Linked DNA regions of Homo sapiens: regions 1 and 3 are each linked to region 2. A link is a loop called in an ENCODE intact Hi-C map of the cell type or tissue named here. Cell type or tissue: Caco-2. All regions are shown on one strand. Each heading gives the region's core, and the rest is flanking DNA. Links, peaks and the distances in the headings are about the cores only. Region 1 overlaps PRKN (parkin RBR E3 ubiquitin protein ligase). Region 2 overlaps PRKN (parkin RBR E3 ubiquitin protein ligase). Region 3 overlaps PRKN (parkin RBR E3 ubiquitin protein ligase).

Region 1 (10,642 bases), core at 2,158-7,157, 170 kb after region 2:
ATGGGCCCTCCCTCCCTGCTTCATCTCCTACATCCTACAAACATGCTCTCCTCTCCCATGCTCAGCCAGTCAATAACTGAACAGCAAACAAAAGTCCACCCATAAACCTCTTATCCCCCTCCGCAGAATTTTTTATCCTTCTTCGTACTGCTTCTAAGAGTGGTTGCCATATGTTGTCCCCACTGACTTGCCTCCCATTCCTTCTTCTCTCTTTCCAACCTGGCTTTTTTCCCCTCCATCCCACTGGGATATTCCACTGGATAAGACAATTTAATGCCAAATGATAGTAACACTAATCCTCACTGCGTGCTTACTATGGGCTTCCAGATCTCCATGCCCTCTCTGTGTTCCTTCTCCCTCGGTGGTGGCTCCTTCTGTCTCCTTTATTAGCTTCTCCTCCCCAACCAGACTTCTCACTCCCAGACAACTATCATGCAACTCTTCATCAGCATTACTTTAATATCATTTACCTACTCATGACTTCTAAATTTATGTCTTATCTCCTGAACTCTCTGCAGAACTTCTGAATTTCATGGTAAACTGACTCCTTGAAAACTCCACTTGGATTCTCAAAGGCATCTCAAACTTAGCTTGTTTCCAAGTCGGTCTTGATTCTAACCGCACCATAACCCACACACCCTTTACACCTGTTCCTCTGACACTGTTCCTCACACAAGCGTTACCACTGCCCATACTGATGCCATTCTCTGTCCCTCCCTTCCTGATGCCCCTGATAACCCATCACCAATTTCTGTTGATTCCTGCTCCCAAAGTACCTGGAATATTTTCATTACCCTCTGTCTTTGGGCCACCACTCTAGTCCAAGCCTCTAGTATCTGTTTACTGAACTTGCGTAAAAGTCTACTAAATGATCTCTCTACTTCCTTTCTTGGATATACTACAATCCATTTGCGACACAAAAGCCAGCATGTTTTTTGTTTGTTTGTTTGAGACGGGGTCTTGCTGTGTTACCCAGGCTGGAATATAGTGGCATGATCATAGCTCACTGCAGCCTTGACCTTCCAGGCTTGAGCAGTCCTCCCACCTCAGCCTCCTGAGTATCTGGGACTACAGGTGCGCACCAATGCACCCAGCTAATTGTTATATTTTTATGCAGACGGGGTTTCCCCATATTGCCTCAGCTGGTCTTGAACTTTTGGGCTCAGGTCATTAGCCAGCCTCAGCCTCCCAAAGTGCTGGGATTACTGGCATGAGCTGCTGCACCCAACCTTGAGCGAGTTTTTTGTTTGTTTTGTTTTGTTTTTTTGTTTGTTTGAGACAGAGTCTCGCTCTGTCACCAGGCTAGAGTGCAGTGGCGCGATCTCGGCTCACTGCAGCCTCTGCCCTGAGTTCAAGCAATTCTCCTGCCTCAGCCTCTCGAGTAGCTGGGACTACAGGCACGTGCTATCACACCCAGCTAGTTTTTGTATTTTTAGTAGAGACAGGGTTTCACCACGTTGGCCAGGATGGTCTCGATCTCTTGACCTCGTGATCCACCCACCTCAGCCTCCTGAGAGGGTTTTTCAAAAATGTAAATTAAATCAGTTCCCTGTCCCAAAACGGATTCCTTAGGAAAAATACAAATTCTTCATAATATTCTCCATAATGTTCCGCAGGTTCCTTTCATATCTCTCCTTCCCTTGCCTGCCCTGTGGCAGTTGTACAGGCCTCCTCGCTAATCCTGCAGATGCTGAACCACCTTCCCGTGCAGGGCCTTTGCACCTGCTCTTCTCCAGCCAGTTCACTGCCCCTTCTCCTTCACCTGCTGTGTGCATAGCTCCTTCTCATCCTTCAAGGCTTGGCTTTGAAAAGTCCCATACCATAAGCCTGGTACCTGGTCACAGCTTCCTCTTTGTTTTCTTTATACCCCACGTAATAATTTGCGATACTTATTCATTGGTGAGTTTATTTGGTATCATCTCCCAGAAGGCAGGGATCGTGTAATCTGGCTCACAGCTGAATTCTCCATGCTTGTCACAGTGTCCTCAGCCACAGAGTAAGAGCACAACAATTATCACTTGGATTATGTAAGACAAGAATTTGGACTTTAGTATTTATGCTGCCGTAATTTTTAACTTACTTTATGATTGTGTAATTTTATGTTCTCACACACTTTTAAAGGCATCAACATATTTTACAACTTAAATATCAGTGTGAAATTTACAGGTAATCATAAATGTGTAATGTAGTACAGATTTAGTGCAAGATAACAAACCAAGCTATTATGTGAATTTCAAGAATGGGAAGGCTTTAATATTTGATAGGCGCTGAGTGTACCAAGCTATTCAGCTGGCTGATAGAATTATGATTGATAGGAAATGTGAAGGAAGAATCATTCCTGGCTTTCTACTTGGAGGAAACCAAACAGACGATGTTCTACACACAGAGAGAGATTTATTCATCTTGTCCTTGTAGATGTTGACCAAGATAGGAGAATTATGAAATTTGGGCAAAAAGGTAGACCTGAGTAAATGACAGGTATTCTAAATCTACATGTTTTACATTGTTTGTTAATTGGTTCTACTGAACTTTTTTTTACTCATTCTACCAGTATGTATTATTTATGATATTAATGGCTCATCACCAATGAAGTGAAAGAAAATGTATATGATATTTAGGGAGAACCACAGTTAATGTTCAACCAAATTTCAAATAAAAGTCCATCAGTTTTTACATATTTTCTTTCTATTCCACATTGCTATTTCTCTGACTAGTGAAATATATTGCATTCCTTTTCGATGACTAATACAATTATATATTTGTTGTACCTAGAGCCTTATCTGCTTGCTCTATGATGGTCATACCAGACTTATTGATTCATCTATTAAATCAATTCCGTGGACAGAATTTTTAATACTTTTTTTTTTTTTTTTGAGACAAGAGTTTCACACTTGTTGCCCAGGCTGGAGTGCAGTGGTGTGATCTCGGCTCACTGCAACCTCTGCCTCCTGGGTTCAAGCAATTCTCCTGCCTCAGCCTCCCTAGTAGCTGGGATTACAGGCATGTGCCACCATGCCTGTCTACTTTTGTACTTTTAGTAGAGACGGGTTTTCACCATGTTGGTCAGGCCGGTCTCAACCTCCTGATCTCAAGTGATCCACCCGCCTCGGCCTCCCCAAGTGCTGGGATTACAAGTATGAGCCACCACACCTGGCCAATACTGACTTAAAATATTTATTCACTTATGGATTTGTCAGGAAGAAAAAAACATGCCATGATGCCTCATTTATAGCTATTTGAGATCACCAGCCCTTCCAACACATTAGTTTCAACAATTATTCAGAAATAGATGTCAATTAGAAGTTCCAGCAGAAAGTGTGGAAAGAAATTTCCCTTGGGAATAAGTGTTTTATTTGGTAGTGTTGCTAAGTCAATTAAATTACAGCCTATATTTTGCCAAGATGTAAAAATCTCAACATATCTATGTAAAAAGAAAAAAGAATGGGTTTACAGGCCTTGCAAGTTAGGAGGCAAAACAATTTTGTACTAATTTATATATGTGTGTGTGTGTGTGTGTGTGTGTATATATATATATATATATATGTCCTATGTGTGCTATATCCATTAATATCCTATGAATTGAAAATATCCAGTCAAGTGGTATTGCTTCAACTGGGCTATTCCTATATAAAGGAGTTAGTTCTCATAACAAACGCAATGCAAACACAGAGGACTATAAAATCAGCATTTTAGACAAATGTGGAAATGGTAGGCTTTTACAAAGGATAAAATCTGTTGAGTTTTTGTTGTTTTTTAAAGTACTCTGACTGTCACTTCTTGTAGGTGAGAGGTGCAGGGTGAATGTGGGTGGGGAGCAACGGAGTACAAGGAGAATTTATGGCTCCAACTACACAAGTTTGTCAAGTGACAGAGCCTCGCCAGGGGAGTCCTGATGTGCCCCATGTCAGCCCCGAGGCCGAGGGATTACAGAGCCTTTCCCCTCCTCCCCACTACAGCTTCCCCAGCTCATTACAGCTTCTCAGAGGGGTTTGCAGTGTACCATGGGGCTACAGGAAAGGATATTTTTCTTTTTCCCTCTTAATGATAAGAGGTACAGGTGAAGAGAGCCAGCAAAACCCAGGGCCCTTGATAAAACTTAAATTGCTGGAGTTGAAGACTTTGTGAAAATTTAATGCATTAAAATCTGTACCAGGAATCACTTCTGCATAGAAATTGATCCTGCAAATTACTTTCCTTCCTCCATAAAAGCACTAAAATGATGTATAACTTAACAGATACAGATGATGCATAATTATAGATTTATATGTAAGGTATACGATTATACACATACATGTGTATGTGCGTACATATGCACATATATGCATGCATGTATATATATGTACTCAGCACTTTGCTCGTTGCTCTGTGGCTTACAAAGATAGATGTGACACAGCTTCTCCCTTCCAAGATGTTACAGTCTTGTCAGAGAAATAGGCGAAGCTGCGCCCCTCTAGGTCCCAGTAGACATTGCTAACTGGGGTAGACCCGGAGGGGGTTAGCAACACAAGAAGCTTAGGCGTACCTGCTTGCCCGCCTCCCGGCCCTGAATCCTTACTATAGAGAGTCATCTGTTCACCAAGTACAAGGACCCCCTCCCCTTGGTTTTGCCAACCTTCCATCTCTCCCAGCCCTTCGAAATGTTTCCCAGCTGCCCCCTGGCGGCGGGTTGGTTTGTTTTGTTTCGCTTTGTCTGGTCTTTTCATGCGTTGTGGAATACACATGACAGGCAAGGGAATTTCTCCTTTAAGCTTTTGACTAACAGGTAACTGTAGCAAAGCAGCTATCCCCTCTTGCTCTGCTTAAATGTTTGAAAGGAGACTTTCAATTCTCAACAGCTAAAGCATAAGGGAAATTCTCTTAGAGGTTTGGAACCCCAAAGAAGCAGTGGGGTATGGCTCTCCATACACTCCCCGCGTCTTCCCAAGTGCCCCTTCTCACTGTTGTCTCACTAAAGGCACCTGCAGAAAATAACTGACTCTTAATGAATGCCTTTGTCAGTGACCCGACAAGTGCCCCTTGCCTGGACCAAGATGAGAAAGCCAGTGTTACTTCCAGGAACCCCATTTCCATGGACTGATGGAATCTGCCCCTGATTCTGCTGTCGGAGGCGAACCAGACCCTATAGAAGGAGGAGGTGATTTTCTGAGCCAAAATCAAAGCGCGGGTGGGAGTTCTGCCAATATTTTCTTTAGATTAGTTTCATGCTTTCTACTCTGGGAGCTTAGGGCAGTTTATAGTCTGAGTTTCATTTTTAGGTACACATTTGTGGTACACAGACAAAAAAAAAACGTAAGAGAGTGATTCGGGATCAGCAAAAAGGAGAAAGAAAAAAAAAAGACGTGTCTCCTTCACTCACCTGATAAATCTTTTATATTTACTGACATTTTTGAATAAGTACATTGTGCCCATCACTAAATGTATAATATTTCTTTCATTGTGCATGCATGGGTTGTAGAAGCATCCTCAAAGCTGAGAAAAACGTATGCAGCGATGTCCCAATTCTGTTGTAAAAAAGGACTGTCACACAGAAGTCTGAGCTGGAGTTGCAGAGAAGCACCAAGCTACTTCCTTTCTAATGCTGGGTTATGCCTAGTGAAGCCAAGATCTCAAAGCTGTGTAATACACCTGACTCAAATGCCACCGAAAGACAAGAGCAATAAATCCCAAAAATAAATCCACATAATCCACCTCATTTAGGTTATATTTTCTCCTTATAGTAGTTAAAGATGGCGATGTTCATCACTTTCAAGAAAACCATGGAACTCACATTAAGATACGTTTGTTAACTACGTGCTCATAGGAGTCATTGGAGAATTCTACCAAATTCCATTAAATTCTGGTACTCTGCTCAGTAAATAGCCACGAAAACACCAAGGTGCTTAGAGCAAATCCTCAATCCCCTGCTAACACCTTATATTACAACCGTCTAATTACCATGTTTTGCAGTAACCTTGTGGGACTTCCACAAGTAATTAGAACTCCAGAGCTTTTCTGCAGTAATCCGGTAAGGACCTCTTAACTACAAATGATTATGCACTGCTAATATTGTCGTGCCCACGTGTTTTCTACAGTTAATTGTTTCAATTAATATTTGGCTGCACTACAGAATTTCATGCAGTTTCTTATACTATGACAGTTCATGAGTCAACTCTGAAGTCAATACATTTCCTTCATCTCATCCTCTCTCTCTCTTTCTCTGCAATTTGTTTAAAATAATCAGTTTTCTGATGAGAAAAAAAAAAAAGAGAAACATATCACTTCCATTACCTTGGTTTATGTGAATTCAGGACAATTTCTCTTTAGTTTCTCTTTAGGCAAGTAGGTTGATATCTAAAGTGATTATAATTTTCATTACCCTGTCACAGAAATCTCCAAAGAGAGGAAGGAGGCATTGATGACAATTTCTCCTTGGCATGGTTTTTAAAACTCCATTCCAAGCAATAGGTTATATTATAGGACAGGGGCCTTGTTTTTTAAATTTTCAGTCTTCAAAGACCAGCACATAATACATGCTCAATAAATGCCCGTTGACTCAACAAGCATTTGTATTCTGCCAGTGCTTTACAGACCGCAGTCTCTCAGCCAATGCTTATGAATGCTTGAAAATCAATCGAAAACGTTTCTACAATAAGATGATCATGAGCTGATATCTCAACAGATAATTGGGCATTTATAATTATAATTATATTTGTGGATAAGATCTTTGCTAGGGTAGTCACATGACAGCTTCAGTATTATACATACATACATAGATATATAGATATAGATATATACGTAGATATATAGATACATACATATAGATATATACATATATAGACATATACATAGATATATATGTCTGTGCATATCTAGATTCTAGATATAGACATATATATCTATATAGATATATATGTGCATATCTAGAATCTAGATATAGACATATATATCTATATATACATATATACATATACCTATATAGATATATCTATAGATATACATATATATCTATATAGATATATACATATATACATATATGTGTATATATCTATGTATGTGTGTGTATAATGTGTGTGTGTATATATATATATATAAATATATATATATAAAAAAATAGATAAATGTACCTTACCCAACTATTACAGCTTTTTTTGTTTTCTGGGTTGATTTTTCTCCGTTCTTGTTGACTTGTCTTTTTTTGTATGTGTCTGTTTGAGCATTAGGCTTGGGGATAACAGCTGGGGGGATTCTGGACTTAGACCCAGCCAATTAGCCCCTACTTATAAAATAAGAGTTTGCCTCTTTAGCCCAGGGTCTCCATCTGCGGATAGTCCCCCACAGCTGGGTCTCTGGGAAGTCTTACTCAATTTTCAGTTCCATCTTGAAGAACACCTACAAAAGCTCTTCATCAGAGCACACACAGAAGGCAGTGTGGCACAATGAAAAGGTCCTGGGTTTTGGCAACAGAGAGACTTGTATTTACATCTTAGTTTCACTTTAGGAAATTACTCGGGCACCCAGGCCCTTATTTCATTAGTGCAAGGGGGATAATTTTGCCTAATTCATGGAGAGACTTGTGCTGTACCCACAAACCTGCCTGGATCATAGGAGGTTCCTAACGAATGTGAGCATTTTGTTTTGGCATTTCAGCCCTGAAAATGCCACGATGAGGCCTCGTCTCCCCTCCTGGCCACAGGCCCCCACAGAGAGCTGTCACCCAGGATCCTCTGAGCAAGCTCTCAGGCACAGACACAAGAAAGTCTGCAAAATAATCTGTTCTTAGCTTCATCATATTACAGTCCTAATTGAATACACACCAGGCTGCAACAATCATGCTTTGTGTCTAATTGACTGGAAAATACTGGTCACTTGTTCTTCCAGTCGGGCTGTTAGAGACATCAGACATTTGCTCAGCTTTGATCCCACCTGGAATCCTCCCCTTGCCGTCTGCCTTCCCAGGGTCTCCTCTCTTATCTGGAAAGTCTACTGGATTTCAGATCCTCCTTTTCCTATATTCTAGCCTTTAAATAGGGTGTTAATTGTTTGCTGTCCTTAGGGGTCAACTGGAGAGTATACAAACTGCCTACAAGATATTCACGTTCCAACAGCAAGAGAAAGCATGCATCCTGACCCCAGGTTGCTTGGTGCCCCTGGTCGCAGGTGTGGCATGCTTGCTCTTGGCCATAAAGCTGAACACTTTGTATCCTGCTTTTCTTCTTGCATCTCTCCTTGTCGCCTGGTTAGGTCAGCATCCTCTGAAAAGACTCCCTTTCCATGACCCCATGACTCCTGGGTTCCCCTGTTAGGAAATGCTTTCAGCCTTGCTCAGAACTACTCCAAGGCTCTGGCAAGGCCACCACCTCCAGGAAGCCTGCCCTGACTTCACCTGTCCACACTGAGGGCCCCCTCTGGAAACATGTACAGAGTAATATCTTATTTTATTTTATGTTATTATTTCATGCCTCCCTGATTAGATCAGAAACTCTTTTAAGGGAAGAACCAGATCTAATGTAACTTCTATATTATAGGTAATGGCTTCATAGTCCTGTAAGTTTTAAAATCAGAGCTCAGCATTAAAAATCTGAGCTCTAGAGTAAAACTGCCTACGTTCCAATCCTGCTCCATTGCTTACAGCTGTGAAAACATAGGCACATTTTAAAGCTTTTCTGTACCTCTGCTTTCTCATCTACCAAGTGGACATAACGCTAATATTGACCTTTTAGAGCCATTTAAGACAATTGAGTGCTTCGAGTAGTGTCTGGCAATGGTAAGCATGTGGTAATAATGGGAGCTGCTGCTGGCATCTATCACCGTAATTAAATGAGTGATTCCAAATGCCGTTGATGTGGCTTTTGTTAATCTCTGAGCCAGCATCTCTGGTGGAAGGTGCCTTCTTGAACTTATGTTTCATTTAGTCACTTGACAAAACGTTAATGGAACAGGCCTGCCCATGCATCATTCTCGAAGCTAGGAGCGTCAGTACAGTGAAGGAATAGACCACGAGTCAATGCTGCCTGGGGGATCTTCCAGCTTTGGGTCCTTGACCATGTTAATCCACCTCCTAGTCATCATCTCCTATTATTAGGAATGTTAATGTTATTCCTAATTCATTAATATAGTCTCTAGGGCAGGGATCTCGAAGCCCTGGGCCATGGAGCAACCGGTGCTGGTTCATGGCCTGTTGGGAACCAGCCCGCACAGCAGGAGGCACACATCTCCCATAGCAAGCATTCAGTGAGGGGTCATGCTTATTACAGAAATGGACTCTGTTGCTTCTCTGTGCCATGTGCAACATGGCCTCTGGCTTTTATTGTTTTTGAAAGCGAAGTGATTCATCGTGTGGCTTAATCTAAGGTGCTTATTTTGGACCCACTGTTCACATCTGTGCTGCATGTATGGTTATTTGGAAACTGTAATTTGGAGATCTGAAAGTTTCCCAATTTGAGGAGCATTATACCCAGTTTGAAAAAAAAAAGAAAAAAAAACAGTAAATAATTAGCAAAATAGACTTTTGTTAAGCTGAGTTATAGAGTGAATATTTATAGTTGGCTTTTAAAAAACATATTCATACATATAAAAATCCATGAGCTCTACTCTTCTATGATCTCTGAAGCAGAAACCACATATACCCAAGTGGATGAATCAGGTGCTGCCCTAGCTGTCCCTCTCAGAGGCCCCCGAAGTCACGAGAAAAACCCCAGGGCTCCGTGGAACAGTTTGGTAATCACTTGTTTCTAGCAAAGACGCAGCCCTGAAAAGCACAGGCACGTAAGAATTATATTCAGGGACCATAGGGCAAGCCTCCAACAGAATTGACCAGACTTCTCGATGATTTATTTTGTCAGAATTGGTGCCCAGAATGTATACAATATAGAATGATACTGTTGGCTATACTCATTAACATATGCATGTACTTCCCCTCAAAAGTTCCCTTTGTTGTAAGTTATCAGAGTGAGGCCTTCCTCGGGGCTCACGGTGTGCCCGGCAGTGTTCTAGGGAGAGCTCACTCCCGGCCTTGCAGGGACTTACGCAAGTGGGGGCGGAGGACAAAGGGATGGACGTGAATTATATGTTGGGTTGGAGGGTGGTGATCATTGTGAGATAAGATAGAAACCAAGTCCAGGCGCAGTGGCTCGTGCCTGTAATCCCAGCACTTTGGGAGGCCGAGGCAGGCGGATCACAAGGTCAGGAGATCGAGACCATTCTGGCTAACGTGGTGAAACCCCATCTCTACTAAAAATACAAAATAAATAAATAAATAAATAAATAAATAAATAAAAAAGCTGGATGTGGTGGCGGGCGCCTGTAGTCCCAGCTGCTCGGGAGGCTGAGGCAGGAGAATGGCATGAACCCGGGAGGCGGAGCTTGCAGTGAGCCGAGATTGCACCACTGCACTCCAGCCTGGGCGACAGAGAGACTCCGTCTCAAAAAAAAAAAAAAAAAAAAAAAAAAGGTAGAAACCAGTATAGACAGGCAAGGAGAGGTTGGGAGTGCCAGGGCAGAACAGCAGGAAGAATAATTTCCACATTGTAAAATATTCATTCCAAATCTAATCTGTGGGGAAAAAAAAATTCATTTCAGCCAATAAGTTGAAACTTAGGGAAAACAAGTTTTATTATGAAGGCAATGAGGGACTGATGCTTCTTAGAGTATTACAGTCTTCAGA
Region 2 (10,642 bases), core at 3,511-8,510:
TGAGTCATAAAGGGAATTTACCTGATCGAGTATGATTTGTCTTTCAAAGCTGTGCTTTATTTCCTCCTACAAATCTGTATTTTTAACCATCATAAATTATTTTTCCCTATCTTCCCAAATATTAATAATAAGTGTCATTATCCATTCAGGCTGCCATAACAAAATATCACAATTAAATGGCTTATAAACAACAGATATTTATTTCTGACAGTTTTGAAGGCTGGAAGTCCAAGATCAGGGTGCCAGCAAGGTCAGGCTCTGCTGAGAGCTCTCTTCTGGGTTGCAGACCACTTTCTCCTTATGTCCTTACATAGCAGAAGGCAACTTTCATAAAGACACTAATCCCAATCATGAAGGTTGTATCCTCATGACCTAATCACCTTCCAAAGGCCCCGTCTCCCAGGGGTACCATCATAGTAGGTGTATTTCCTAATATGAATTTGGGGAAGGAACAAATATTTGGTCTACAACAGTAAGCAAACATAAATGTTATCCTTGTTCACTCTTTTCCTTAACAATGATATACAGATTGTTCTAATATTTTTTATGCTTCTTCAGTAACTTTATCTAAAGTTCTTCACTCTAAAATAATTTCATTGAGACATTTACTATGGTACTGTTTATTTTTGTAAAGTTTTTTTTTTTTTTAAACAGAGTTTCACTTTGTTGCCCAGGCTGGAGTGCAGTGGCAGGGTCTTGGCTCACTGCAACTTCCGCCTCCCAAGTTCAAGCAAAGTAATTTTTTAGTAACCACTTAAAAAATTCTAACTACTCTCATTTCCATTAAAGATGAAATTATTGTTTAGATTGATTTCCTAAAATATGTTTCTTTTAAATTTCAGTCGTAAAAATGTCTTTTCTGTTTTAAAACTAATAACATTTCCCTTAGCCATTTTCTAATTCAAATATAATTAAAGTGGACTCTATTATCATCTTTGCTTTTTGTTAACATGACTTTTGATTTTCTTCTATTCTAGTTATAAGTGTAAGTTATTTTACCCTGTAAGTTAATGTAGTGTTTGTATTCCTCTTTACCCCTTATTTATTCTTCAGCATTTTTTCAGCTTAAAAATATGGAGGCCTAATTTTCCTGTATGTAAGACGTAGTGATGTATTCACGGTTTTGATTAAGCTCCTTCGTAGTTCTTCAGACACTTTGCAATCCTCTTCAAAATATATGAGTAAAAGCATGTACATGCAAGTGGGTTTGGAGAATACACAAATTCACTTATAAAAAGATTACTAAGGAAGGAAAATACTGGTTAACAAACTATCATTGGCAAACTAGAAAACAACTCCCATGTGTATGTGTATTTTTTTTTCATTTTAGTGTATAGTATCTTCTCCCACACACACGAAGTATCTAAAACTGTAATTTTCTGCCCACCAGTCATTCTAGAACAGGTATCCTTTAGAATTAAATGTTCTCATTTATCTGAGCCTTGTTTATCAAAATGTAACTTATTGTCTTTTAAAAAGGAGAAGCAAAATTTAGAGGGATTTTCTCTAAAGGCTGAATTTATTTGCCTCTGCTAGAAGATTCCCAGGGTTTGCCACTACTTGCCCTTGTTGTACCACTTCAGAGCTCATTTGAATGTCTTATAGAGAAAGACAGTTATATCTCTCGTAGGCTTGTTGGACTTAGATTCAGTTTCAAAGAACTCTCCTATGTTTTCATTTTAAAATATGCTCTTTCACCTGTTTCTTAGACTGCAACTAGAGTGCAACCAGACCTAAAACTCACTAGATTATATATTCCTCAATTTGCAAATTGCTGCAACAGGGATAAGACGAACATGAAGGTAGCCTTGGTAGAGGTCACCAGGCCCCAGGAATGTGTTGAAAGGGTCGATGTATTAAGAACTCAACTGCTGCAGCCCTCTGAACACACATTTCCCTTATGCATTCATTCTGAAATATTTATTCAGTACTTCATCTTTACAAAGTGCTCCAGGGCTGAAGAGACAGTGTGCGCCAAGCCAGATAAGTTCCCTGTTTTCTTGGAGGGTAAGTCAAGTGAGGGAGATGACCTCAGTCTAATAACCACAACAGACAGATGAAACTGAATCTGCGACTCCCGCTACAAAGGAATCATCACTCAGCTACAGGAATATATAATAGGGAAATTCGCCCAGGTCTTGACCTGCGTATTTAGGTATATAAGTATGAGTCTCTTTTAGGACTACCGAATAGATCATAGCATGTCTCCCTCACCGACTGCCTTTCTACAGGTCAAGAACGAAGTGGCAGTTCCTTGTCATTCTAAGTGTTCACCACTCCCATTTACTTAGAGGTAGACTCTCCGTAACTTTCAAACAGAACAGTTCGTTTTGAAAAGTTCCTAAAATAGATTACAGAACTTACTTCAGCTTCTACTGCACCGTTTACTAGCTGAGTGGTTTAGAGAAAGCTATTTGACCTCTCTCAGCTCCAATGTTCTTAATTTTAAATTGGGAATAATAAATACAAACCTTAAATGAGTCTCGTGGGGAGGAGACGAGACATATAAAGAGTTCAGCACAGTGTCTGGCATGTGGTAAGTGCCTAGTAAAGCATAGTAGCTGCCCTTATTTTCTTCATCATCAACTAGCAAAGAAGGAGGATGTCTTCCATGTTGTTTGTTTGTTTGTTTTATCCCCATTGAATCTCCTAAACATCATTCATATTGTGATTGGATTTAAATCTTGGCAGGGACACTTGACATCTGGGAATAAGTTCAATTGTATCTTTAATGCACTTAGTTACAACTCCATGTAACTGAAAGTTACACTAATGAAGTATAAAATGGATCTTCCTTTAGATATCAGTTTGTATATAAATAGGAGTTTCTAAAGACATTTTTTTTTCTTTTGAGATGGAGTCTCACTCTATCGCCCAGCGTGGAGTGCAGTGGCACGATCTCAGCTCGCTGCAACCTCCACCTCCCGGGCTCAAGCGATTCTCTTACCTCAGCCTCCTGAGTAGCTGGGATCACAGGCGCCCGCCACCACACCCGGCTAATCTTTTGTATTTTTAGTAGAGACGGGATTTCACCCTGTTAGCCAGGATGGTCTCCATCTCCTGACCTCATGATCCGCCTGCCTCTGCCTCCCAAAGTGCTGGGATTACACACCTGAACCACCGCACCTGACCTCTAAAGACATTTTTAAACAACATTTCTATAAAGTCAAAGATGCAATTCTATCATATTGAAAAAGTGTAATTTTATATTAGCCCATCATAAATTGTTTTATATTTGGATTTTGTGGTATTTAAATTTGTATGCATAATCTTTATATAAGGAAAAATTTGGGAAAATTTTCATTCATAAGCCTGTAAAGCATTTTCACTTTAGTCATTCATTAGAATTTTAATATGTTTCCTTCCTCTGGATTCACCAAAAAACAACAACAACAATATTTTTTTCCCAGCAAGTCTTAACATTTGACCTCAACAGTGATGCCAGGTGAATTCTGGGCATGTTCCCAGCCTCCCCACGGGCAGCCGTGGTTCTTGTTTGTGGAGGGACTCTCTCCCCTAGTTTACTCACAGGGTACTTCCACAGTTTACATTTTCACTGAAATAGATTATCTCATCTTCCTGCCTGTTAACTGTGTTTGAAAAGCAAATCGAATGTTGAATTTAATGCTGTGGAGATGGTGAGAAACTGCTCAGAACAATTAATTCCCTCATTTTTTTTAACAGCTTAAAAACTAGCTTGCTTGAAGTTTCACATGGCATGCAAACACTTTCCCTGGGCAGTGGGGAATGGGTGTTGAGCCCCTGAAGAATGAGTCACCTTTTCTGCTCTTAACCTATCTGGACTTCCCCTGAAAAATCAATTGTCAGCCGAGTTTGGGAAAATTATTTCGGCCATTAGACTCTGAAATTCATTCTGAATTCTGAATTACTGAAATTCATTTATAGATTCAGTGAGTAGTTATTAAAATCTTGCTGTGTGTCAGGCACTATGCTGAATACTAGCCTTTCAAAATTGACCAAGTCAGACTTAGTCACTGTGGAAAAGACATTAAACGCAAACTAGGAGGAAACAAATAGAAAATACTTCCAGTAAATTATAGTAGGTCATTTTAATGCAGGGTACCTAAGCACACAGTCTGGGCCATTGGATTCATATTTGAGGATCAGTGAGGCCTTCCTGGAGTGTGTGAGGTTAAAGATGAGGCCCGAGAAGTGATTGGTGATGATGGTAGTGTGATAGGGGCAGTAAGTAGATTTTGAATGCTTACTTTTTCCTAGGTATTCTTTAGCTCTTGACCTAAAATATCTGACTTTAACCCCACAATAAATCCCAGGAGACAGTTTCTTTTTCTAATCCCATTTCACAGACGAGGAATCTGAGCCCCAGAGAGGTTAAGTAACTTCCCCATTGTCCCATAACTACGAAGCGCCAGAGCCTGGATTCAAGTCCAGACACAGAAACAATAGTGAACTCAGCTGAGGAAAGAGAATGGGAAAAATGCTTGAAAGGCAGGGGCTGTGTGTACAAAGCAATGGAGGATAGCAAGGAATGGCCGTTTCTTTCCTAGGCAAAGTACAAAGAGTACCAGGCAGACAGGGAAAGAGGAAGCCAGGTGGGCCACGTTCTGAAGGGTCTCGCAAGTTCCATTCAGAATCTGCACCAGCTGAACTTCGTGATTGTACTGCAGTTACCTAACAGTGTCCTCCTCCTTAGGAGGCACTAAACAATTAGGGGGTAAAGGATCGTGATGTTTGCAAATTACTCTCTAAGAACTCAGACGCTACATAGCAACAATAACAATACAGTTATACATATAGTAATAACTATGTTATATTCATTATATGTAAGTAGAGACAGAAAGAGGAAATCTCACAAAATTGATAACAAGTGGTTAACCTAGGTGAAGAACAGTTTTTTGTACAATTTTAATAACTTTTTATGAGTTTGCAATATTTTGCAAATAAAAAGAAGAGGAGGAGGAATCTACTTTATTTTATTTATTTATTTATTGAGGCAGGGTGTGATCAGAGCTCACTGCAGCCTCCACCTCCCGGGTTCAAGCAATTTTTCCACCTCAGCCTCCCTGGTAGCTGGGACTACAGGCGTGTGCCACCATGCCCAGTTAATTTTTGTATTTTTAGTAGAGACAGGGTTTCACTGTGTTGGCCAGGCTGGTCTCAAACTCCTGACCTCAGGTGATCTGCCCCACTTAGCCTCCCAAAGTGCTGGGATTATAGGCATGAGCCCCGGCACTGGCCCCCAACTGCAGAATCTACTTTATATGTGTGATGGGGATTCACTCAGTGGAGGATTGTATGCTATGGAGTGACCTGAGGAAATGTACACTTGAAGGTGTGGGAAACAAGCTGCTGAGATCAGGAACAGGGAGGCCACATGGGAGGATCCTCCAGCCATGCTGCAAGATGCCTGCCAGCCTGGAGGGAGCTGTGACCTGGTGTCCATAGGTGGCAGCACCAGGACATAACGTCAGCATAGTGAGTCATGGTTTTGTTTAAACTGCAATTGTGAAATATGATCACAGCATAAGAACATGCATTTTTTATGAGTTAATTGAGTCTAATTTTTAATTAGTTAATTGAGTTTGCTATAAAATCCAAGATGTATGAAAATTAAAAACAAAACTCCAACTTCTCCAAAACCTTCTCTTTATTTTTTAGGCTTATGCTGGCTTCTTTATTCTTAGACTCCTGTAATCATTGCCTGTATTTCCAGAATTCAGATCTCATTACAGGTTACATGGTATCCAAACATGAGTAATGCATACTTTGGAACTTTTTAATGGCAACTTAATGCTGACCTATGTTAGTTACTCCATTTCATGTAGGAATTACCTCATGTACTTATATTATATCCCCACAAATAATTTATGAAATTCTGGTTCAGCACCTAGGTAATTAAGCAAATTTACTTATATGTATGTGCACGTGTACAAATATAAGTATATATACACACACATATGTATTTCCCCCTTCCCTTAACAGATTTCTAATATGAGAGAAAAAAGTAAACTAATATTTGTTTGCATGCAATGTGAGAAATGATAGACATCCATTTTGCATACCAGGGCAAAACAATGGAACCTCTGAATCAGACTGTAAGTAAGGTGGCTGAAAGTGGGGACACACTGAGGGGTCAGGAAAATATTTTTCAAAACCATAAGACGTAATAGGAATTTTAAAAGACAAGCAGGAAATAGCTAGAACAAGGAAGAGAAGTGAGGCCTTCTGTAGAAGTTGACACTCTGCCAATTTCATCTTCTGCATTTGACAACAGGGGGTTTATTGGAGTCTCTTTTGTTTGAATCCTGAGTGGCAACAAAATGGTAATAATGTATTACTTGCCTTATTGTATGTAACTTAATTTTCTGGGCTTTTTAAACATGAATTGGAATTAGATGCAGGATTCCCTGTTGTTTTTGAGAAATTCAGTCAATGTTTCTCAGATTTAACCAATTGAGGCTGACATCTGCCTTGTAGCATCCCAGAGAATCCACTTTCTCTGGTAATTGAAATGTTGTTCTACAAGAGAGGTTGAAAAGTTCCTTCTATCTGCTTTCACTTCAGTTGTCAGCCTATCCTGTGCTACTTGTGTTCCCACTAAGATTTAGGAGTGGCTCAGAGGATGACGTTCTACCAAATTTCAACACAGTGACTGGCTGGCAAGTTAGTGAACTTCACCATCCTATAGCTACAGGCTACACTGATGATGATTTTCCTTTACGGGTGAAGCAGGAGGTCATTTGAGTGCAGTAAGGTGTTGTATAATGACAATGACACTTCAGTCCATGACAGACACAGGATGGTGGTCCCATACAATTATAGTGGAGCTGAAAAATTCCTATCGCCTAGTGACACTGTAGCTGTTGCAATGTAGTAGCTCAAGGCATTATTCATGTTTGTGGTGGTGCTGGTGTAAACAAAACTGTGCTGCCAGTCATATAAAAGTATAGCACATATGAAGTACAGTACATAATACTTGATAATGGTCATGAATAATTATGTTACTGGTTTATGTATATTGTATACTTTTTATTGCTATTTTAGAGTATACTCCTACTTATAAATAAGTTAACGGTAAAGCAGTCTCAGGCAGGATCTTCAGGAGGATTTCCAGAAGAAGGCATTGTTATAGGAAATGACAGGTCCATGCATGTCATTGCCCCTGAAGACCTTCCAGTGGGACAATATATGGGGGTGGAAGATGGTGATATGGATGATCCTGACCCTGTTAGGCTAATGTGTGTGTCAGTGTCTTAGTTTTCAACAAAAAGTTTAAAAAGTTTTACAAATTTAGAAACAGAAAAAAAGCATATAGAATACAGATATAAAGGAAGAAAATATATTTATATGGCTGTACAATGTGTTTGTGGTTTAAGCTAAGTGTTATTACAAGTGTCAGAGTTTTAAAAATTAAGAAGTGTATAAAGTCAGAAAGTTACAGTAAGCCAAGGTCAGTTTATTATTGAGGAACTTTGTTGTATACATTTAGTGTAACCTAGATGTACAGTGTTCATAACGTCTACAGTGGTATACAATAATGTCCTAGGCCTTCACATTCACTCACTCACTGAATCAGGAGAGCAACTTGGAGTACTGTAAGCTCCATTCACAGTAAGTGTCCTATTCAGGGGTACGTTTCTTTTTTTTTTTTTTTAGACAGTCTCACTCTGTTGCCAGGCTGGAGTGCAGTGGCGCTATCTTGGCTCACTGCAACCTCCGCCTCCTGGGTTCAAGCGATTCTCCTGCCTCAGCCTCCGGAGTAGCTGGGATTACAGGCACACACCACCACACCCAGCTAATTTTTGTATTTTTAGTAGAGACGAGACGGGGTTTCACCATGTTGGCCAGGATGGTCTCAATCTCTTGACTTCGTGATCCACTTCGGCCTCCCAAAGTGCTGGGATTACCGGCATGAGCCACTGCGCCCGGCCCAGGGGTACCATGTTTTTTATCTTTTATACTGTATTTTCACTGTACCTTTTCCATGTTCACATGTGTTTAGATAGACATTGTGCATCTACTTACCATTGTTTTATGGTTTCCTTTTTTATTTTTTCTGGTAGAGTCTTGCTCTGTGGCCCAGGCTGGAGTGCAGTGGCACAATCTTGGCTCACTGCAACCTCCACCTCCTAGGTTCAAGCACGTCTCATGCCTCAGCCTCCCAAGTAGGTGGGATTACAGGTTTGCACAACCACACCCAGCTAATTTTTGTACCTTGAGTAGAGACAGGGTTTCACCATGTTGGCCAGGCTAGTCTCAAACTCCTGACCTTAAGTGATCCGCCTGCCTTAGCACCCCAAAGTGCTGGGATTATAGGCGTGAACCAGCACGCCCAGCCGGTGTTATGGTTTCCAACAGTATTCAGTCCAGTAACATGCTGTACAGGTTTTTAACCCAGCAGCAAAAGGCTCTACCATCCAGTCTAGGTTTGTAGCAGGTGATACCATCTAGGTTTGTGTAAGTATGCTCTGTGATGTCCACACAAAGACCTATTTCTCAGAATGTATCCATGTGGTTAAGCGACTCATGACAGTAATTAAAAACGTATGCTTACTATCTGTCCTAAGGAGGATAGGAATGTGATTTTTCAACTTTACCTGTGTCCCTGTCATCACTTACAAAGCTGTTGAAATGCCATCTGACACAGTTCTTTAATCACATGTAGTAGACCCCTGTACAGTCTCCCCAGCACTTTTCACTGTGAGCATTTGCTCTGTGGCATGTCTTAATACATATTACTGATGGAGTACTGAGGCTCCAGCTGCCCCTTTAAATTGTGAACCTATTTGTATTTCCAGCACTTGCTAAGACTTCACTGGTTTGGGAAGATGACAGTTCATAATGGTAAGATCCTATAACAGGAACAACTGAAACCTTTAACCATCTAGAGCAAGCTATGTTCTTACTGAATTCCAATAACTTTATTGGGGTATAATTTACACATCATGCAAATCCTCCAGGTATATGTCCAGTTCGATCATTTCTAATACACATTTATAATTGGGCAACCAGTTATCACAATCCAGTTTCAGAAAAATAAACCCTAAAAAGTTTTTCGATGCATATTTGAGCCATCCTCACTCCCACCTTCAGCCCTAGGCAAACACTGATCAACTGTCTGCTTATAGAGTTTTGTCTTTTTTTCTAGAAATGTTAGATAAATGGAATCAAATGCTATGTAATCTTTTGTCAGTCTTATTTCCCTCAGCGTAATTTTGAGATTTTTCTCAAAGTTATTGTACGTGAAACTCTTCTTGATGAGCAAAACTCCATTGCAAGGATACGATACCTTTTGTTTATCCATTCACCAGTAGATGGACATTTGCGTTGTTATTGTGAGTTACACTGTGAACATGGCGTAAAACTCTTCGTGTGGATCTGCACTTTCATTTCTCCTCAGTTGGATACCTAGGAGAGGAATTGCTGGCTCTAACAGTCGTGTGCTTAACAGTTTCAGAAATTGCTCGAATGTTTTCAAGTGGCTGCAATATTTTGCATTCCCACCAGCAAAAGGTGGTGGTGGGGAGCGGGGGTGTTGGTTTCTAGTTTCTCTACTTCCTCACCGACACTAGATTTTGTCAACTTGTTCATTATAGACGTTCTCTAATTACTAGTCATATTAAACATCTTATCCATGTGCTTATTAACCCAGTCGTATATCTCGTTAAGTGAAATGTCTATTCAAAGCTTTTGCCTAATTACATGGCATTGTGTTAGTCATGCCGTGCACTGGCTTGTTTTCCCGTGCATAGAAGTTTTGTTTTCCTTCCTTAGAAGAAAAAGAACTCACCCCACTGAGTTCGTTAAGCATTTTGTGGGTACAAAGATAATGCACCATGATTATATAACCTGAGAGGTGTTTGTATACCATGCAGTATTTTGCATAGAAAATGAAATTCTAAATCCGACTTCTGAAATCAAAACCCTGGTGTCCTCCCATTTGGCTCAATCTCTGTTTCATTGTATATATTTGTCGATGACTCATGGTTTGAAAATCACAGACCATAAGCCTCATAAGAGGTAGAGCTGAATCTCTCTTGCAGCTTTTCCATGAGTAACTATTTAGTGTTAATTATGATTAAGACAATAACTCTTTAACAAAGCATAAGTAAGTCAGATTAATCAGCCAGCTTTCACGCACACTCTTCCTGGGTTCTAGAGGGCTTTCGTCAGCAAATTGAAGCAATGACGATGTTCTGCGTGGTACTGTTGTTTCCATGGTAAATATGTGAATTGATTACCCATGAGCCCAGGTCACAATGTACTGTTGTTGTGCTTTATTCCTTATTATGTTAGAAATCCCGCACAGCAGGGGACTGGTATCTACTCCCGGGTCACCTTGGGACTTCTAATATGAAAATTGAAATGAATTCTTTGTTGTTGTAAATTGCAAACAGAAAAACAGTCGCCTGTTTCCACACTTATAAATATGTATGTCCTCCCCACCAATGAAATTATGGTGAAGGATAGATCAAAGTGAATTAGCACCTGTCAAGGAAATATGATAGGTCATTCTGCCCTATAATTTTATTCCCCTTTCTTCCAAGGGTGACATGATCAGCGAAGCCTGCATCTCGCTCTCCTTCACCCATTGTGGTTAACAGCAGTTCAAACGTGGAAATGAATCACCTGCTATATTACTTCTGTGCAGCAGGAGGCA
Region 3 (10,642 bases), core at 1,806-6,805, 530 kb after region 2:
CCCTGTCTCCTGTCTGTAACCTCCTCATCTCCTCACTACAACCTGCACCTCCCAGGTTCAACACTGTGCTCCCATGGAACCTCACATCCATCATATGATCAGGACACAGCTGACTGTGAACTCTGTGAGGCCATGAAGAATGGCCAGTGCCTTACCATTCACACACAGTACATGCTTGATGAGTACTTGTGGAATGGAGGGAGCATTGGGTAGAGCAAGGGAGAGGTGAATTGTGACTCCTCTGAAACTGGAAATTACATACGTTCTGCATCTTTGCAGGCTCCAGCAATGCACAGCATACATTCTGAGTGGAGTTCCTGAGTAGGAACTTTTGGTTGAATGAATGAGCTAGAACAGGGTCTCTAAATGGTGCATACAAGTCACTCGGGGATCCTGGTAAAATGAAAGATTCTGGTCTAGTACTTCTTGGGTGGGGCCTGAAATTCGGGTTTTCTGACATGCTCCTGGGTGATGCTGATGGTGCTAGTCTGGGAACCACATTCTAGGGAACTAACTAGAGCCAGTGCTGTGATGTGAATTTAGTTATCAACATGGATGGGCGTCCCTTCAATTCATGTCTCATGGATGCTCCAACTGACAGTAACTGTTTCAGCCTCCTCTCTATCTGTGACTCTCCTCTCCCCCTAGACTCCAGAAGATTCAGAGCTGCTATGGTGCTCTGTTAGGAAGACCAAGGGCATGGGTGTCATCTCCTTGAGAAAACTCTCTCATCAATGTGACTCTCCTAGGATTTTGCTGCAAAACCTTATCCTCCTCCATTGAAAGCCATAAACCTTTGAGTGTGTCTCCCTAGCCTCGACTTTCTCTGGGACTTCACTCCCATCCTGCCCCCTCTCTGGCTAGCGTCTTCATTCTCTCTCTTTTCATCATCTTTTGCTGTTTTCAAACTGATTCAGAGCTCTCTGTTGTGAAGCCTTTTCCACCCCATCATGCCTGTGATCTTAGCCTCTGAATCTAGCTGACCATTGAACCATTGGACCAAAATTATGGCCTCCGAGGTCACTAAAGTACTTTCCCTGGCAGAAAGTCTTAGTTATTCCTCTTGTACTCAGGATTGACCTCTCCATTCTCAGTACTGGGTTTCCTCAGCACTGTGCTATCCTCTTCTGCTTCTCAGAAGTTGAGGCTTTTCCAGCTACTACTGCTTGTTTATTCTGCAAAGGTTTGATGATTGCCATTATTCTGTTAGGTCCTTGCAACTTCATGATAATCACGTGGAATTAGAAGTGACTTGAATTTGAGGTGACTGCAACCTATCCAAATGGAAATATGCAATAGGCAAAGTGCATCTTAAAAGAGGAGTTGGGAAGGGTGGAATAGATTTTGAGAAGTTGTTAGAAGAGAGGCAGTCAATTAAGCTTGATGTTAGAATGCTCCCTGAAGGGGCAAATGTGAAGGGCAGAAAAACAAATGCTATCTCCACGTGCTCTTACCCACTGACCTCAACCCGCCTGGATCTCTTCTATGGGACCCTTAAGACTTACACAAGAATACTCAATTCAACCCATGATTGTGCATTGTATCATGGAGTACACAATTGTCCTTCAGCTCTTTTATGCTTTATAAACATCCACCTTAGCTGTAAGCTACTTGACTCCAGCACCTGGATTGCCACAAAGAGACACTGATCACCTACTATGTTCTAGCACCTGGATCTTGGGAAGACAAAGATGAATAAGATACAAATCCTATCCCTTTAGAAGAGGAGATAGGTGGAGACAGTTTCATATAGAGGGTGAAACAGTTTAATAGAGGTATGAGTAAGAAACAGGGCTTGGGAAGAAAACACCTTGATCATTTTGGCTGAGGCTGCAGGGGAAAGGGGCCAGAACAGGTATACCTGCAGGGCACCTATGAGACTGCTCAACATACAATAAAGGGTTAATGTATCATTTTGACTGATTGATTGATTGATCATTGAGGAGCTGCAAAACCTCCAAAGACAAAAGTCTGTAAGATGTGCTGGCAGGGTGTCCCCAAACATGTTCAGGCCTCTTTCCAAAGCTGGCCTTGCCCCAAGTTGCCCAGGGCGGGCCCAGGTATTCAGGGAAAGCATTTCGCCTCCCCTGCTGTGCTAGAGAGCATAAGGATACCCACAGGCACATGGGACAAATTGGGCTCAAATTGCCATATGGCTTGGATTTCACATTTTTACTGGCGTAGCGTAATCATTTCTACAGAGTCTAGTGCCTTGCTGCAGATTGTAAATGATAAGGTCACGAGGATTAGGGACCAGTTAAAAATTATAGAAGACATATGCTGTGCGTTTTACTAATGAATGGCCATATTCAAACATGTTCACTAATTAATGGCAATATTTGAATGGGCCCACTAATGAATGGCGATGTTTGAAAGTGGCATTGAATTTGATACTCTGTGACCAGTGCTCCAGTTCTAGAAGGAGCCAACTGCTCCATAAGGTCTGAGAAATGCTCATTTTAAAGCAAAATTGGGCAGGCCTTGCAGGATGGTAAAGGGAATTCTCAGTTAGATATTGAAATTTGCCCGCCAAGAAGTTTGTTTAGATGAACAGGATGGTGTGAACATATCATTGAACAAGAGTTCCAGCTTGCAACCAGGTCCTACCTTAGCCTTTGGGAACAAGGTAAGCCATGACACAAATGCCAGAGCTGGGGACCTTGGAAGATAAGGACTGTCCCCATAGGAATTGTTTTCAGAAATGGTTACAGTAAAGAGAAAGTAAGAAAAGAGGCGGGGGATTAGGGACCGAGAGCATACAGCACTCCCACCCCAGCTTCCCCTGTCCTCTGGCAGACTGCTGCAGTCAGGTCACCTGGCAAGCGTCACTGAGAGCCAAGTCTGCAAAGCTGAGGCTCACGACACAGCCACAAGTGAGGGAAGCTGCCGTTCCCCCATTCACTGTTTCTTTCTCTCTAACCTGGACCTCTAATTTGTTGGCTGTCTGTGTTTAAAGCCGCTGAGCTTAAATTCATTACAAGTCCTTTCCTGGCAGGCGGGCCAGATTCAGGCCCATCAGAATGAGACGACCAGCTCCATGTGTGTTGAGCTGAGGAAAGTCAGAGTGAGCCTGACCACAGGCCACTCCTGACCCAGCTTTGGCTGTGTAGACAAGACTTAAACGTGGTCAGAGTAATTGCTTTGGCTAGGAACACAACTCTGTGGTGACAAAACATGTATAAAGAAGGTCTTAGCAAAAGTGCTGGGATGTATTTGATATTCTTTTAAAGCAGCTTGACAAAGGCGGTGGTTGAGACCACAGCGTGTTGGGGAAGCAGCTTCCACCCACCTTGCTGCTAAGCCTGTGACTGACAAGGCTCGCGAAAGCAATCAAAATGGAAAGTCCATATGCCCTTGGACCCAGCTATTTCATGTCTAGAAATTTCTGCTACAGATTTCCTTTCACATGTGTGAAATGACCTGAAGAGCGGGACATTCCCTGCAGCTTTGTTTGTCATGGCAAAATATTGGAAGGACCTAAATGCTGATCGGAGGGGCTGGTGAAATGAACGAAGGCACATCTATCCACTGGAATATTGTGTGGCTGTTCAGGAAGAATGGAGCAGCTCTCCGTGTGCTAATAGACAGCCATCTGTAGCATGCATTAAACGAAAAACCAACAAGCAGAGTACAGCACATTATACAATGTTTTATAGGGTATTTTTGTTTAAAAATAGCATAAATTGATGATTGAGTGCAGAACATATTTCTGGAACAATACCTATACAAACAGGTGACAGTGATTGTCTCTGGGAAGCTATGTAGCTGACCAAGGAGGAAAGGAGACATTTTTCACAATGTACCTTTTGAATCTGTGCTACCTGCACATATTTTGCATTCAAAGAATACCTACTTTTTAAAAATCCATGACTCTGCAAATGATATTTCAGTAACGCTCTTAAAGAAAAGAAAAAAATAAATGGCCAATACACATTTTTAAGTTTATTTTCCCTTTAAGTTATGGTAAAAATCAAAACTATTTTGGAGTAGGAAGTAAATGTAAATGTCTTTGTCCGTAATTATAGACTGGATAGTTAATTCCCAGCAGAACCATTGTCAGGAGGACCACCTTATCATGGATCTTTTAATGTGAGGTGCTGAGGTCAGCCTGTTGAAAGTAAGCTCAGTGGGTCTTTTCTCCTCATTGCATGAACTCATCTTCTCTGAGGGGCCCTAGTTCTGAGACAGGTGGTACTAAAGTTTCCTACTAGACGGTACTCATAGTGAGTGGGTCAGTGCAGACTGCACAACTGAAAGATGGGATGGTTACGTGCACGCGCATGATGATAGATGTTGGTGTAAGAAAAGGGGATTTTCGGGGATCTTTTCAGAGCTTGCAAGAATGGAAATTAAACCAAAGAAAGTAAGGACCTGTTCAAAGAGCAAACCTAAAACAAAAATAAGCCTAGGGCTGCAGGGTGTTGGAGGTCACAATATTTTGTGGGAAACTAATTGGCATTGTTTAATATCCCTGGGGATTAGTACAGAATTTGTGAAAGACAAAGGAACGTGGGTACTCTACAGAGCTGTATCCAGCCTCCTGAAAATTCTTTCTTTTTAGCCCTTTGGAGACCACACATAGAACACTGTCTTCGTCTGTTTGCATTTGGAGCTTAGCACAGTTTAAGATTGCCTCACACCATGAGAGTCTGTGATTTTAAGATGTTGTGTACTTGAAAGGAAATAACCTTACTTTCTTCTTTTCAAAATTGTGTTTTAATGCATTATAATCTAACACCATCTCCGTTCTGTGGCACTGTCTTGTCAGAACGAGTTTTGCATATATCAGCGGCTGGTGACTCATAGGGAGACTTCCTCTCTTGATAGATTCCCTTTACAGAGGCTGGACTTACGTATCTCTGCTGCCATCTTCTGGAAAGCTACACACCAAAAAGAAAAATATTTCATCTATTCCCAAAGAAGTACAAATGTGTGCTTCATGCCTTTGATGTTTGCCTTGACTCTAGTAAGGGGTCCTAAGATGGTATTTGATTCTCTCCTATTCTTTTAACACAGAATTTCAGAGCCGTGGAAGAAAAATAAATGCACATAATAGAATGCTTTTATAATAGATGCAGCCATGATAGAAAACAGGCACAAAGAAATCTTGGCTTCCATAGAGAGATCATCATCAAGCCTTATTTTAAGGGTCATTGCTTGTAGGTACCTACTGGCTCTCAACCTGATTGATCAGCAGCCACTGGAATATTCCGATTGCATTAGAAGCTGTTCATTTGCTTCCTTTTCATGCTTCCACAGAGAAAGTACACATACAGCCCCTTTTGAATGTGTTCATTATGGAAATATGGGAAAGCAAACTCAAACATCAATCAAATGACTACTGCACTGACATGATATTGAATGAGAGGCATGATGGGCCATTCACATAGCTCTCTGGTAGTACAGAGCGTCTAAGGGGGCTGACAGTGACTTACCTCAGCATGTATACCAGCAAAGAGAGGCCTCATCCCTTTCTAGACAGCAGTCTTATGTCTTATGAGTAGTTTACAAGTGTGGCATTTCTGGGGAGGTGTCAGTTTTACCCGAGATTCACATAACAGTCATTATTATCAGTATACTGGGAACTGCTTTAATTAACAAGGCGCTTACTACCCTCTTATTTTTCTACAGACTCTTACCACTTGTTAAACATCATAGCCCCATGGAGAAAACTATTTGTTGTGTTGTTGTGTTTACTGTGTACCAGAAACTGTGTTAAATATTCTTTATCTTATTATTTCTTCTTTGTAGATGCAAAAAAGCTCAAGCAAAGAGATGTTGGGATCACACAGATAATAAATGATCCAAGAGGCCTCAGACTCCGGGTCTCTCTACCTCAAAGGGTTCACTTCTAAACACTAATCTACATCTGGTATTTAAACATGTAAAGATCTAGTACACGATTTCACAGATTAAAATGTGCTATTCTTTTATATGTTGCCTAGGGCCAAGATTTTACTCATCCTAAAAGTAAATACTCAACACATATTAGTTGCAAGACAAAAATATGACTTCAATGTTAAGAATAGTTTAGCTATTATGCAATAGAAAAAAATTGGCTTATTGAATTTAGCCTCTATTAAATCTTTTTTTTTTTATTCTATACCTCCTTTTAGGCATTTAGGATAAGCTGATGACTAGAATTAAGTTAAAAGTGTGGCACCAAGCTCTCAAGCTTGAAAACATACCAAGGAGAATGTATTAGGTGACCATGTTTATTGTCAAATGAAAGGAAACCACCACACTGTTGGAAGTGGTGAACTTTCTCCTGGTGTTGAATTCTGAGAGGAATTTGCCATATGGCTACCTGGAATTTATATATGTATATATATATAGCGAGAGAGAGAGAGAGAGAGAGAGAGAGGTTTGAACTATAATTTTGCAAATAACAGGGAAAGTTTAAATAGTTTTCATTACATCAGTTCTTTTGCAAAAGATTGGGAATAAAGTGACCTTGTTAAATTTTTTCTTTTTCTTTTTTTTTGGAGACAGAGTCTCACCCTGTCACCCAGGCTGGAGTGCAATGGCACAATCTTGGCTCACTGCAACCTCCGCCTCCAGGGTTCAAACGGTTCTCCTGCCTCAGCCTCCCAAGTAGCTGGGATTACAGGTGCCTGCCACCATGCCAGCTAATTTTTGTATTGGTGGTTCACACCTGTAATCCCAGCACTTTGGGAGGCCGAGGCAGGCGGATCACGAGGTCAGGGTTCGAGACCAGCTTGGCCAAGACGGTGAAACCCCGTCTCTATTAAAAATAATTTGTTTCTATAGGAGCTTTATCAGCCAGAGCTTCACCAGAGAGACCAGACCAGCAGGATGCTTATATCAAATATACATACACATACACACATATATGCATATATATGTGTATATCCCTACATATATATACATGCAGGCACACATTGTATCTATATATCTGTGTATACACAGATATATGGAGAGATTTACTGGAAGGAAGTGGCTTACACGGTTTCAGGGCTGGGTAGGCACCTCCTAAATCCACAGAGTGGCCATCAGGAAGGGCAGGCTGGAACTCTTGAGCACAGCCTGACGCTGCTGTCCACAGGTGAAATCTCTTCTTCCTCAGGGAAGGCTCAGTTATGCTCTTAGGCCTTTCCACAGATTGAATCAGCCCCCTTCAGGTTATCTAGGATAATCTCTCTTACTTAAAATAAACTGATTATAGATCCTAGTCACATCTACAAGAAAGCTTCACAGAAACACCAAGATTAGTGTCTGCTTGAGTAACTGAGGACCATAGCCTAGCCAAGTTAATACATAAACTCTCGTCACAGGGACTATAATACAGTCCATGTGTTTGATTGCCTTCTAACCAAATCTATAAGGGAATAGACTTTAGAGAGCCAATGAAATAAGTATGTATTATTTTATGATTGTTTAAAGACATTTAAAATTTCTCGAAAAAAAAAAACAACTCTACGGAAATGGATCACATTTGTTAGATCCACCACAAGAGAAGACAATCCTGAAAATGTATACGGTATAAACAGGACTCCATGTTTCCTGGTATACTAACTTCCATTCGGTTAATGTTGACTCATAAGGTTTGGAGAGGTATTATGCAGCTTAAGGGAGCCTCAGCAAATGTAAGACCATTTTTAAGTAATAGCAAATCCCTGGGTAAATTTCAGCCTTCTACATGGTTGGTTAAAGAAGGATCCAGGCGCCCCAGATATGAGACATGCAGCTCAGCAGAATGGATGTGAAAATGTTGGAGCTAGGTCTGCTTTCTTCCCCGGCAAGCTTTTTCTCTAGAAACAGCTATGCCATGGGAAGTGTTTGCAAACTGGCCCGAACACTGTCTTAAGAAGGAGTTTTGTATCTGCCTAACCCAGAGTTCCCCAGAATTCTGTTCCCCATGCCCTTAGCGGTTCAGTACATTTTTCACGGTATTTCTAGGCCAAAAGAAATGCCTAACAGTTGTGGTTATGAAAGGTTTTGTACCACGTAGCATAGTAAGAATTAATGTCATAACGACTTAATAGTTATCTGAAATGATAATTCACACAAATGGAAGGAAAAATTAGCTTTATTTTATTCTTAAAAATAATCACGTCTTGGCCAGGCACGGTGGCTCATGCCTGTAATCCCAGCACTTTGGGAGGCCGAGGCGGGTGGATCACCTGAGGTCAGGAGTTCAAGACCAGCCTGACCAACATGGTGAAATCCCGTCTTTACTAAAAATACAAAAATTAGCCGGGCGTGGTGGCAGGCGCCTGTAGTCCCAGCTACTCAGGAGGCTGAGACGGGAGAATTGCTTGAACCCGGGAGGCGGAGGTTGCAGTGAGCCGAGATGGTGCCACTGCACTCCAGCCTGGGCAACAGAGCAAGACTCTGTCTCAATAAATAAATAAATAAATAAATCACATCTTTGTTCCAAATGGATGTTTACATGGTATTTGTTTTCTATTCTGGTAACTTCCAAAAGCCCACCTTTGCAAAGATACAATGTCACCAAAAGGAAAATAGCACAATCTACATTAACACTGGGAACTACCTTGAGTTAATAAATCACATAGTGTTCAATAGCCATGCTGTGTTTTACTTAAAATTCTAGAATATCCCAGGCACCCCTGTGAGTTTGTTACAGTACCGCAGGGCACTCTGGTGCGTAGTGTGAGAACTGAAGGTTGAGAGTCTTGAGTCCTGGATAATGTAATTGAAAACCCAAACATTTTCAAGATCAAATCAGACCTTCTACATTGCACATGAGACAGATTCATGTTACTTAATTGGGAAGGACCACTGCATGATAGATCTAAATTTAAATTATACTTTGAATAGAAGCAAATTAGCCAGTGCCTCCCTGTGAAGTCATCACCGGAATATTCCTGCAGCATTTGCTTGCCTTTTGCCATGCTAAAGTGGGGAGGCTTTCATTTGATATGCTCTTCCCTTTCTCTTATTTCTCAATAGTCCATTCTTTGTAGTACTGGTGTGAAAGGGAATTTAATGTCTTTGTGTCAGGAAAAGCCTATTTATTCTGACAAACTGATCAGCCTCCAGGGTGTTCCTCTACCATGAAACTGATTTTATATCTCATCCACGAGCTAATAAGATGTGAACGGTTTTCCCTTTCACACCAACAGATAAGATTTGCTTCTCTAGAAAGCAGTGGGCTGAGACCCCATTGCCAGTTCTCCATGATTGGGCCTCCCGTCCACATTTTTCCAACAAAGCATGTAAGAGCAGAGGAATGAGTGTGAGGCAGACCCAAGTATTAACAGATAAATGTTTTTAAAAATAGGAGAAAATCCTAGAACTCAACTCACTATTCAGTGAATTCGCTTTTAGTTCAGAGAAAATAAGATGTCAGAAGCTGAAACCAGGTAATGTTGGTGATTTGTGTAAGGACGTTCTGATGCACACACGCTGTCCCACCAACCTTTAAATAAAGTTTACATTTCACTAAATTTGAGTTCAGTCTCTCTGCTGTGAGAAGAAATAAGAATATAATATGCTAAAAGTGATGGCTTGAAGATCAATTGTGGCATATCTCTGAAGAGATTGTTTCCTTATAAAATGCTTTTCCTTTTTGTTTCTGATGTCCTGAGATTAAAATACTTTTCAGATGAACTTTTAAAACAAGAAATTGGACGTAGGAAAGGAGAAAACTCTGTTCACATGGTGAAGACAACATGAAGGAAAAATAGTGTTGAGTAAAAGCCATTCTTTTTTGAGGCAAGGAGGAATTATGGTATATTTTGGGATAGAGTTGGTTTTATATCCTGGTTTCTATTATTTTTGTTTTTCAATTCAAATCAGTCCTGTCTTAAGCAAAATTAGGCTAAATTCCTAACTTATACTATAAAATATTAGTTTGAGAACTTGTAAGTCTCTGTAAATTTTTGAATCTTCCAGACACTACTTTCAGCATATTATATTCTTATTTATTACTGTATCAGTTATTTATTGCTGTGTAAAAACCACCCTAAACTTTAATGATTTCAAATAACAACAGTCTACTTGGAATATGACCCAGTCACATAGCTGGCAAGTTGGTGCTGGCTGTCTACTAAAAGCTCAGACAGGGCTATTGTTGCGGCTGAGGCCGCAGCTCTTCTCCATGTGGGGCTCCCATGGGCTGTTGAGCTTCCTTACCATATGGCAGCTGGGCTTCAAGAGCAAGTGTCCCAACAGGAAATGGAAGCTTCTGGTTTCTTGAGGCCTGGGCCTAGAAAGTGGTACACCATCATTTCTACCATATTCTAGGAGTCAAGTACTCAACACATCTGGCTGTCAGCAGAAGAGACATAAAGCCCACCTCTCAAGGGAAAGAGGATACTGTCAGTTTGCCTCTATGCTCTAAGACCACCACCATCATCCACACACCATACTTGTGGATGGCACTCTCTCCTCTGCTGAAATGCCTTCTCTGAATACAGTTTCTGCTGTGGGAGATGTTGCCTACAACTTATTAAAGAAAGTTCCATTGAAAGAAACCAGTTTTCTGGTGAGGAAACTCCTTCCTATGAAATGGAGTAGGGGCAAAATAGTCCCTGTTGTTCTTATCTCCTTAAAGTTTAGAACACATTGTATGCTGTGATTGTAGCCACTCAGCATGTGCTATCTCACTACCTCTCCCAGGGGTCATATGAGAAAGCTATCGCTGTTATCCTAG

What was found. Hi-C counts contacts between places; a loop is a spot of excess contacts. Peaks named below come from ENCODE experiments on the same cell type or tissue, not always from the same donor. Only the 100,000 strongest peaks of a DNase experiment are listed, where the experiment ranks them.
Region 1: a loop joins it to region 2, with 24 times the contacts of the local background. A loop is called at or near these places in 13 of 110 quality-filtered maps.
Region 3: a loop joins it to region 2, with 3 times the contacts of the local background. A loop is called at or near these places in 4 of 110 quality-filtered maps.

Annotation. Positions count from the first base shown.
Region 1 is chr6:161,743,000-161,753,641 of GRCh38, reverse strand. The region is part of intron 7 of PRKN (parkin RBR E3 ubiquitin protein ligase); the gene reads left to right. Among named protein-coding and RNA genes, the nearest start is that of AGPAT4, 470 kb to the right of the region's middle. RefSeq lists an enhancer at 9,920-9,969. In Caco-2, for the core only: CTCF peaks have their summits at 4,436 and 4,637 (motif pointing left); a DNase peak (open chromatin) is centred at 4,631.
Region 2 is chr6:161,917,780-161,928,421 of GRCh38, reverse strand. All of the region lies in intron 6 of PRKN (parkin RBR E3 ubiquitin protein ligase), which reads left to right. Among named protein-coding and RNA genes, the nearest start is that of LNCR-SMAL, 310 kb to the left of the region's middle. In Caco-2, for the core only: no CTCF peak of the experiment used is centred there; a DNase peak (open chromatin) is centred at 5,401.
Region 3 is chr6:161,388,227-161,398,868 of GRCh38, reverse strand. The region is part of intron 9 of PRKN (parkin RBR E3 ubiquitin protein ligase); the gene reads left to right. Among named protein-coding and RNA genes, the nearest start is that of AGPAT4, 120 kb to the right of the region's middle. In Caco-2, for the core only: a CTCF peak has its summit at 4,885 (motif pointing left); a DNase peak (open chromatin) is centred at 4,828.